Regions from separate parts of the Homo sapiens genome. Here region 2 is linked to region 1. A link is a contact called in ENCODE Hi-C or POLR2A ChIA-PET data. All regions are on one chromosome and are shown on one strand. Each heading gives the region's core, a stretch centred on a gene start or an enhancer-like site at or near the end of the contact. The rest is flanking DNA. Distances are from core to core; before and after follow the strand shown. Region 1 overlaps APP (amyloid beta precursor protein). Region 2 overlaps APP (amyloid beta precursor protein).

Region 1 (4,561 bases), core at 1,116-3,615:
CAGCTACATTTTGCCATTCCTGCCATGGGGCAGCTTGGCCCTCAGACCTTAGAGGGCTTAGGAGCTACAGAAGAAGGGATTATCTTGACAAAAGGGCATCCAAGGAGTATGGATTGGATCTTTAATCTCCAGCCCCTTGAAAGCTAGATGCGAAAATCTGAGTACTCATGTCTATGGATAAAGGAGGAGCACCAAGTAAGGGTAGCCTTCCTCTCCAGCAGGCTCACCAATCTCTTCCTCATGGCTAAGCTACAGCAGTGGCATGGGCCACCATGTGAAGGCCAGCCCTACCACGACCCTGTGCAGACAGGGCCTCTGCACAGACACAATATTATTTCCCTTAAAGCAGAGCCAGGGAGGGTTTGAGCCCATGGTGCTTGTTCTGGAAGGAATGATAAGACAATGAAGTCAGAATTTCCATTTTCCAACTGGGCAGGAACATCTGTCACTTGCTGGGATGAAGACACACATACATACAACCACTGAATATTCATTCTCTTCCCAGACTGCCTGGATTACACAGCAGCAGGAAATGATCTGAGGTCTTCATGTGACTCTCGGTACGCTGCACCTTCCTGAGACCTGGACCCCTGCACTGCATGGTGGCATGGCTTCAACTGGCTGCTGCCTATGACACACGCTGAAAAGAGCTGAGCCCAAATAGCCTGACCAGCCTTGTTCTAAAATAGCTTTGAGGAGAACGTTTGACACTCTTTGGCTAACCTCCATACCCCCTGACCCTTTTCTCCCTGAACTTGATTCATTGGAACCATTTAGTCCTTCACTGTATCCAGAGTAATTTAGAGCTCAGCTATCCGCCTGCAGGGACAAGATTCTATTTGGGTGACCTTAGTTTCTAGGTCTCCTCCTATTGCCCCTAGAGTATTTACATGCGGGTGTGTGAGCTTGGAGGAGAGGCAGGAAACACCACGTTTACATTTTATTATGTACAGTAACCAGCAGGATGTGGATTAATAGATGTCCTTTTATACAAGGGACTGAGTCAGGCCAAACGACAGAATCCTGTCATTGAGATGGACCAGACGAGTAAAGGAGGGTAAGGGAACTAAGGCGAACAATACAACAATAGTGTGACACATCAAAGGAGCCACAAGTCTGCGGAAAAAAAAAATAAAAGCAAAGAAAATAGGAAGTTTTCAAGCTAGTGACTTATCCCTCGTAACCTCCCAGTAACTGCCTGCTACCTAGTTGTATAGATGCTTGTTTTCCTAATTTTGATGCCATCTCTCTATAGTTATATATAACTAGAAGGCAGTTGACTATGTTTATGGCCAACATCAAGCAATTCTTCAGGCAGGTTCAGGAACTCCTTTGCTATCCCTTCATAATTTTTTTTTTTTTTAAGACAGTCTTGCTCTGTCACCCAGGCTGGAGTGCAGTGGCGTGATTTTGGCTCACTGCAGCCTCCATCTCCTGGGTTCAAGCGATTCTCCTGCCTCAGCCTCCTGAGTAGCTGCGACTACAGGCGCATGCCACCACGCCTGGCTAATTTTTTGTATTTTTATTAGAGACAGGGTCTCACCATGTTGGCCAGGCTGGACTCGAACTCCTAGCCTCAAGTGATCCACCTGCCTTGGCCTCCCCAAATGCTGGGATTACAGGTGTGAGCCACCACGCCTGGCCTGTGATCATTTTTGATGCTTTCCTTTGATCTTCCAATTTCTCTTCCTGCTGCTCACTGTAAGCCACTCCTAGGTTCTGCACCCCCCCTCACTTTTCCTTATCGTGGCTTTCCATTCAACCTGACCACTCTCTCCAACTACTCTACAATGCCAACGTCAGTGCGTCTGTATCCTGGTGGGTCAGCTTCTGGCCGGGAAGAAAGGACCTCTAAGGACATCTTTTTATACAGTCACCAGTGTGACAGCATATTACTTAGAAAAAGTCATATGCCATACCTCCATAAAAGCCAAATAAAAGGAACTCTCTTCTTATTTAGATCATTAATGAGATAACCAGGAGGTGGGGGCGGGGAGACTTCTGGTGTTCAAGTGATCAGATCTGTGAGAGGAAAACTTTTTCACATCCTATAATAAAGAGAAGCTGTGCCCCCAACTTCTCCTTATTAAAGGTGACATGTCTGGGGAGAGTAGCAGAAAGAGCTACAATACGTATTTTTAAATATCCAGTGTCTATGTATGTGAATGTAGAAAAGTACCGCTTGCTACTAAACAGATCCTGGGATTAGTGGGCTTTGCAGGAACGTCCTAAAACAGGAGCAAGGTGGTTAATTCAGCTAGTGCTGAGATTTCCAGCCACCAGAGGGCTATTCTGACATGGAGGGCACATTTGGGGAGTGGTAATAATAAAGGGCTATTGCTTCACTGCTTGAAGCACCAATAAGGCACAGTTACCTCCTTGGGAAAGCGTGGCCAATGGCTCACAGAGTGACTCTCTGGCCTTATGGCTAAGTAAATTCAGTAAGTCAATATTTCCTGCTTATTTGAAAAAAAAAAAAAAAAAAAAAAACAACAACTAGCAAGTGCTCATTTCCAAATGCTAACAACTCTACCAATAAAAATACAGTTATGGGCCACATAATGACATTTTAGTCCACGACAGACCAAACATATGATGGTGGCCCCATAATACCGTATTTTTTACTGTACCTTTTCTAGTTTGTTTAGATACGCAAATCCCTGCCAGTGTGTTACAACTGTCTATAGTATTCAGTGCAGCAATATGCTGCACAGGTGTGGAGCCTAGGAGCAATAGTTGTAGGTGTGTAGCCCAGGTGTGTAGCAGGCTATACCATCTAGATTTATGTACATGTACTTTATGATGTTTGCACAGCGATCAAACCGCCCCATGCCACATTTCTCAGAACGTTCTCTCCAGTGTGAAGTGGTATGTGACTGTTCTAGGCTTGTTTCATTTATACATTTGTTCTCAGGAGTTTTTTTCCTAGGGTTCCTATCTCTGTGATCTTCTGCGGGCATTTTTCACTCTAAAAACAAAAAATCTCCTGGAAACCAAAGCTTTCATCATGACTTCTTCAGGCACGATGGTATGTAAGTACAATGGTATTCTGTCCTGAGTGACTGAGGTGAGTCCAACTGGAAATATTGATGTACTCATTTTTGTTCTTACTGAAGTAGGGTTACTGATTAATGAAGGTTAGCCAGAGCCGGAAATAAAGGTATTTCCATGTACTTGAGGGTGAGAGTGCCTGTTAAGGTAGGAAGAGGATGTTGCAGAAGCATCACTTCTGTGGGTGCAGACGCTGGAATGCTAAGAAAAATGGTGCTCTGAAAGCCCACCGTGCTCTCTCACCTGGGAACATGCCTAGGCTGGGTTGCAACTCCCTGTGTTCAGGTTCTACCATCCCAGCTAAACTACATCTTTTTTGAGGACAGAAAAGCGGAATGTGGTCTATTTCAACATTGCTGTACAGACACACTATGGGGCTGCACAGAGGGCTGCTTTCAGGAAGGACAGTCACAAAGGTCTTGAGGGGAAGGAGCTGAGAGGAAATAAACAAAACAAACACGAATGAGGTGGAGCCCCTCATCTAGAAAGGCTTCCAGTTGCTCTCCAGTAGACAGCAAAATGAGGAGAGAAGAGCTGAACAGCCATCCTTCCCGATTTTGCTCCTGCAAGGATACCTCCTGGCTTAAAAATTAATGTCAGAATCTGGGTCAAAGTGTCAACTTCTCCTCTGACATTTTAAGTCCAATGAGACACTGCTTGGTAAACTGACTAAAAAAAGAGCGTTTTAATTCAGGCAGCTGGAAGAGCACTTAAAAGGCAACCGGTTATCTGGGAGGTGAGAGATACCATTTTCCACTCCCTGAGGCTTGCGCGGAGAACTAAAAGGAAGGAGTGTTAAAATGATGTGTCAGGGATTCTCAAATCCGACTGCACATCTCATTCATTTGGGGAAATTTTCAACACTCAGATTCGCAGCCTCCTATTTGGGGATTCTTTTTCCTTAGGTCTGAGGTAGGACCTGGTCTCACGCACAGCCAGGGGAAGGAGCTCCAGGTGGAGGCCTTGCTTTTATGCTCAGCATCACTGGGGTCTGTTACGGGCTAAAACGTGTCCCCCTAGAATTCATATGTTGAAGTCCTAAGCTGCCAGTACCTCCACCTGTGACTGTATTTGCAGATAGGGTCGAAGAGGTTATTAAAGTTAAACAAGGTCATCAGGGTTGATCCTAATCCACTATGACTGGTGTCCTTGTAGGAAGAGGTTAGGACACAGCAGAAAAACAGAGTGAAGGTCATGTGAAGATACAGGGAGCAGACAGGCATCTGCAAACCAAGGAGAGATGCCTGGGGAGGAACCAACCTGGCTGATACCTTGATCTTACACTCCAGAAATGTGAGAGGGTAAATTTCTGTTGCTTAATCCACCCATCTGTGTTACTTTGTTATGGAAGCCCGAGGAAGCCAAGTCTTTGGCCTCTGGCATCAAAGAAGGCAACTTCAACGGACAGACCGGCAACAAAGAGAATTATATTAAATAAACTAAAAAGTGCTCTTGAAGGCCAGGCATGGTGGCTCATGCCTGTAATCCCAGCACCTTGGGAGGTTGGGGA
Region 2 (4,680 bases), core at 882-3,381, 48 kb after region 1:
CTTCAGTAACAGGTAATGAATGTACCTCAAAAGTCAGAGCCTCTACGTTAAGTACCATAGTGCTCCAACATCGTTTTTTACATTTTTAAAATTTTATTTTTTATTGATACATAATAGATGTGCATATTTTCAGATTATATGAGAAAACTTAATATATTCATATAATTTGGAAAGATCAAATCAGTATAATGGGATATCCATCACTTAAATGTTTTTCTTTTCTTTTTGCTTTGAGGAAGGGTCTCTCTCTGTCACTCAGGCTGGAGTGCAGTGATGTGATCATAGCTCACTTGAACCTTGAACTGCTGGGCTCAAGTGATCTTCTCACCTCAGCCTCCAGAGCAGCTGGGTCTACAGGCATGCACCATCACACCTGGCTAATTTTTAAATATTTGTTTTGTAGAGATGGGGTCTCACTATGATGCCCTGGCTAGTCTTGAATTGCTGGGGTCAAGTGATTTTCCCACCTCGGCCTTCCCAAGTGCTGGGACTATAGGTGTAAGCCATCGTGCCCAGCCTGTCTTCTTTACGCTAGAAACTTTCAAATTAGGTTCTCCTAGCTATTTTTAAATATACAGTAGATTACTGTAAATTAGTCACCTTGCTGATAATTAAATACTAGGTCTTGCTTCTTCTATCAAACTGTGTATTTGTATCCATTAATGAACCTCCCTTTGTAAGTATGATGTAAGCAATCCTTACTTGGCTACACTATAAGCTTCAACAACAAATTAAAAAATGATTCACATTATAGAGCATTTATACATGCCTTTTCATCTTCCAAGTGTGGTAAACATTAATTAACCCTGGCTAATTAAAACAGCCACAGTTGACACATTTACTCATTAATCAGCCTCAAGCAAATGCAAAGCATTAAACTCTTTCACGTTTTGGTACCAATTAAATGTTATTATTTTTTTTTTAATGAAGAGGTCATAAATTTAAGACATGTAGTTCTTAGATTTAAATTTGATAGTGGTTGAAAAAATTTGACAATAGTTCACATTCTTAAAAGTCAAGGAAAATAAAAACATAACCGCATTATGGGTTGAATTTTCCCCCAAAATATATGTTGAAGTCCTAATGCCTACACCTAAGAATACAGCCTTACTTGGAAACAGGGTCTTTGCAGATATAAGATGAGGTCACAATGGAGAAGGGTGGGCCCTTAATCATATTAGAGAAGACACAGAAACAGAGACATGGGGAGTAACACCATGTGAAGACAGAGGTGGAGATTGGAGGGGTGCATGTACCAACCAAAGGAATATCAAGGGCTGGCAGCAGCACTAGAGCAAGCGAAAGGCATGAAACAGATTCTCCCCTAGAGCTGTAAGAGGCAGTGTGGCCCTGGCAACACCTTGCTTTAGGACTTCTAACCTCTAGAATAATGAGATAATGAGAGTATATTTCTGTTGGTTTCGGCCATGCGGTTTGTGGTAACTGGTTCCAGCAGCCCTAGGAATCTAATACACTGCCCATGTAAGTGAATATTAGCTATTTGCTGATAAGACAAGAATTTCTGGTTATAATAAATATACTGGAATAGAATGTGGTTTCTTTTTTTTTGAGATGGAGTCTCGCTCCAGTCACCAGGCTGGAATGCAGTAGCGTGATCTCGGCTCACTGTAACCTCTTCCTCCCAGGTTCAAGCAATTCTCCTGCCTCAGCCTCCCGAGTAGCTGAGACTACAGGCGCCCGCAACCATCCCCGACTAATTTTTGTATTTTTAGTTGAGACGGGGTTTCACCATATTGGCCAGGCTGGTCTTGAACTCCTGACCTTGTGATCCATCTGCCTCGGTCTCCCAAAGTGTTGGGATTACAGGCGTGAGCCACAACACCCGGCCGAATGTGGTTTCTTAGTGAGTCCTTTACTCAAGGCTGGAATTAAACAAAGGAGATGAATCACGAGCTCTATGATAATAGTCTAATAGTCTAATCTAGCCCTCTTAAGTGCAGAGATGTTTTCCCTCTGAACACCCGTGTGTTTCAGCTCTGTTCCTCTTCCAATGCCCTTCCACAGGGAACAAATCCTTTCTTGACCACCAATGGCTGCATGACTTATCCTGAGAAGATCATGGGGATTTTGGATGCCAGGTCAACCCTTACACTCAGCAAGGAAGTGGAAGGGCCTCAGTTTCAAACACTTTGTAAACACAGAGGTTAGGTCATTTCCTCTCCAATAAGCCAGAAGCTGAGCTGTCCCTGGCAGCAAACTGTGTGTCAAATGCCTGGCGGGTTTCAGGTTTTACTAACTCCAGAGTGACGAAACATCACCACCTCTAATGCCAGAAAGAAGTCAGCTGTTGTACCTGTGTCACAACTAAATTTACTGAAGTCAGGGCAGCTGAAGTAATCTATAAAACTTAGCATGTCAATTTCAATTTAGCGTTCACATTCAACAAATTGTGTATTTAAAAAAAAATCTCCAGTAGTCTAAAAGTTTTCATTTTATTCTTGTGTAAAATCTGGAAGACTGGAATAGAATGTTTTATGGTATGAGTGTTTAGTAGCAACATTAGGTTAACTGTGACCTTTTGGCTCAAGACATGAGAAAATATAGCTAACAATGCTTGGTTATGGGTTTGTCACACTATACTTTGTTATACTATCCAGCAGTATCCACCTGCTTTAACAGTGTGGATACACTAAAAACTAATTTAAAAAAATCTGGGCTGGGCGCGGTGGCTCACACCTGTAATCCCAACACTTTGCGAGGCCGAGGCGAGTGGATTACAAGGTCAGGAATTCGAGACCAGCCCGATCAACATACTGAAACCCCGTCTCTACTAAAAATACAAAAATTAGCTGGGTGTGGTGGTGCGCGCCTATAATCCCAGCTACTCAGGAGGCTGAGGCAGGAGAATCATTTGAAACCGGGAGGCGGAGGCTGTAGTGAGCCGAGATCGTGCCACTGCATTCCAGCCTGGGCAACAGAGTGAGACTCTGTCTCAAAAAAAAAAAAAAAAAAAAAACCTGTCAAATCCCTCCATACAAGTGTATGCACTTCACATACCAAGGAGGTCTAGGATTTGAAGTTCATCAAGGCCGAGTTTAGGCTGCCAGACCACAACCTCGTTTTAATGCCTTAGGTGCAGAAACAGGAGAAATAATACCTTCCATGCCTCCCCTGACTAGCTTTAGGATAAAGAAGCTGTGCACTAAATAGACAGTAGCTGAGGAACGATGAAGAGGATCTACCCAAAGTATGAATAAGCCAACTGCTATGGATCGAACTGTGTGCCCCTGAAAATTCATGTATCAAAGCCCTAACCCTCAAGGGACCTTTGGAGATCAGACCTTTAAAGAGATAATTAAGGTTAAATGAGGTCATGGGGGTGTGACTCTGATCCAATAGGACAGGTGTCCTTATAAGAAAAGGAGGAGGCCGGGTGCGGGGCTCACGCCTGTAATCCCAGAACTTTGGGAGGGCAAGGCAGGTGGATCACCTGAGGTCGAGAGTTCGAGACCAGCCTGACCAACATGGAGAAACCCTGTCTCTACTAAAAATACAAAATTAGCCAGGCATGCCTGTAATCTCAGCTACTCGGGAGGCTGAGGCACGAGAATCGCTTGAACCCAGGAGGTGGAGGTTGCAGTGAGCCAAGATCGTGCCATTGCACTCCAGCCTGGGCAACAAGAGCGAAACTCTGTCTCAACAAAACAAAAGAAGAAGAGGAAGAGACACCTCTCTTTCTCTCTGAGAAAGACCATGTGAGGACATGATGCGTAGGTGGCCATTTGTAAATCAAGGAAGAGAGGCCTCCTCAGAAACCGACCTGCTGGTACCTTGATCTTGGACTTCCAGCCTCCAGAAGCATGAGAAAAATAATTTCTGTTGTTGAAGGATTCAGTCTGTGGTATTTTGGTATTTTGTTATGGCAGCCCTAGCAGACTAATGCATTTATCTAGTCACACTCAGACAAAAGAAAGAGCACAGGTCAGAATAGCTTTTTCTAGAGGATTCTGTTTTCTTTCTTTCTTCGGCTTCTTTTTCTTTTTTTCCTGAAGGCAATAGCTGAATCTGAGAGTAACAAGGGGCTCACCAGGGATGTGCAAGGAATTTCTTGTACTGCCCCTTTCATGGAAATGACAAGGAAGTGATTTATTTCAGATGTGACTCAGTTCAGGATTTGAAAGCACATGTGACAAATGGTCAAGTAAAGAAAAAGCTTTTCTTTTTCTTTACTTGACCATTTGCCACGCAAGTTCCCAAGTTCTTCCTCCCTATCTTGCTTCATTACAGGCAGTGGGAAAAATCCAAACAGCTTCCCCCTGTGTCTGGGACATCTCCAGCTCTGTGGTGTATTTACTTTGAAGGAACAAAAAAGGGGATAGTATATGACTTCCATCCCAAGTCACTATAGGATATACTTTAAGAAACAAGGGAGTTTAAATTGCTCTGCTGTATAACCTGCAAAATTCATCTCCTACTGCAGAATAGAGTGAGTTGCTTCTCAGGATTCGCACCTGGAGTTGGTATTCAGCACATGTTTTCTTTGTAACATTTCTGTCAATTCTCTAAAAAGACCACACTTTTTGAGCTGGCACTAGGCTCTCTGACAATCTTCCAAGACGAAGCTTTTACAGTCCATCATTTACAATGCTGACAACTCCAGGCACATTTTGTCAATTTTCCCTTTCATCTCTTATTAAAATAAAATAATATCACTTTGGA

The links. Hi-C counts contacts between places; a loop is a spot of excess contacts on that map. ChIA-PET counts read pairs that join two places held with the same protein, here RNA polymerase II (POLR2A). Pooled maps may share reads with other maps.
Region 2: a loop to region 1 is called in a map of Calu3, with 10 times the contacts of the local background. The contact joins two enhancer-like sites. A Hi-C loop is called at or near these places in 2 of 168 maps with a recorded cell type or tissue (Calu3 and heart right ventricle) and 6 of 50 pooled maps. POLR2A ChIA-PET finds 5 or more read pairs at or near these places in 2 of 52 experiments (OCI-LY7 and SK-N-SH).

What each region holds. Positions count from the first base shown.
Region 1 is chr21:25,885,051-25,889,611 of GRCh38, forward strand. All of the region lies in intron 17 of APP (amyloid beta precursor protein), which reads right to left. Among named protein-coding and RNA genes, the nearest start is that of GABPA, 150 kb to the left of the region's middle. Within about 2 kb of position 2,366, at least 4 of the 41 ENCODE cell types and tissues checked have a DNase peak (open chromatin) inside an H3K27ac peak, as active enhancers do.
Region 2 is chr21:25,932,885-25,937,564 of GRCh38, forward strand. All of the region lies in intron 13 of APP (amyloid beta precursor protein), which reads right to left. Among named protein-coding and RNA genes, the nearest start is that of GABPA, 200 kb to the left of the region's middle. Within about 2 kb of position 2,132, at least 22 of the 41 ENCODE cell types and tissues checked have a DNase peak (open chromatin) inside an H3K27ac peak, as active enhancers do.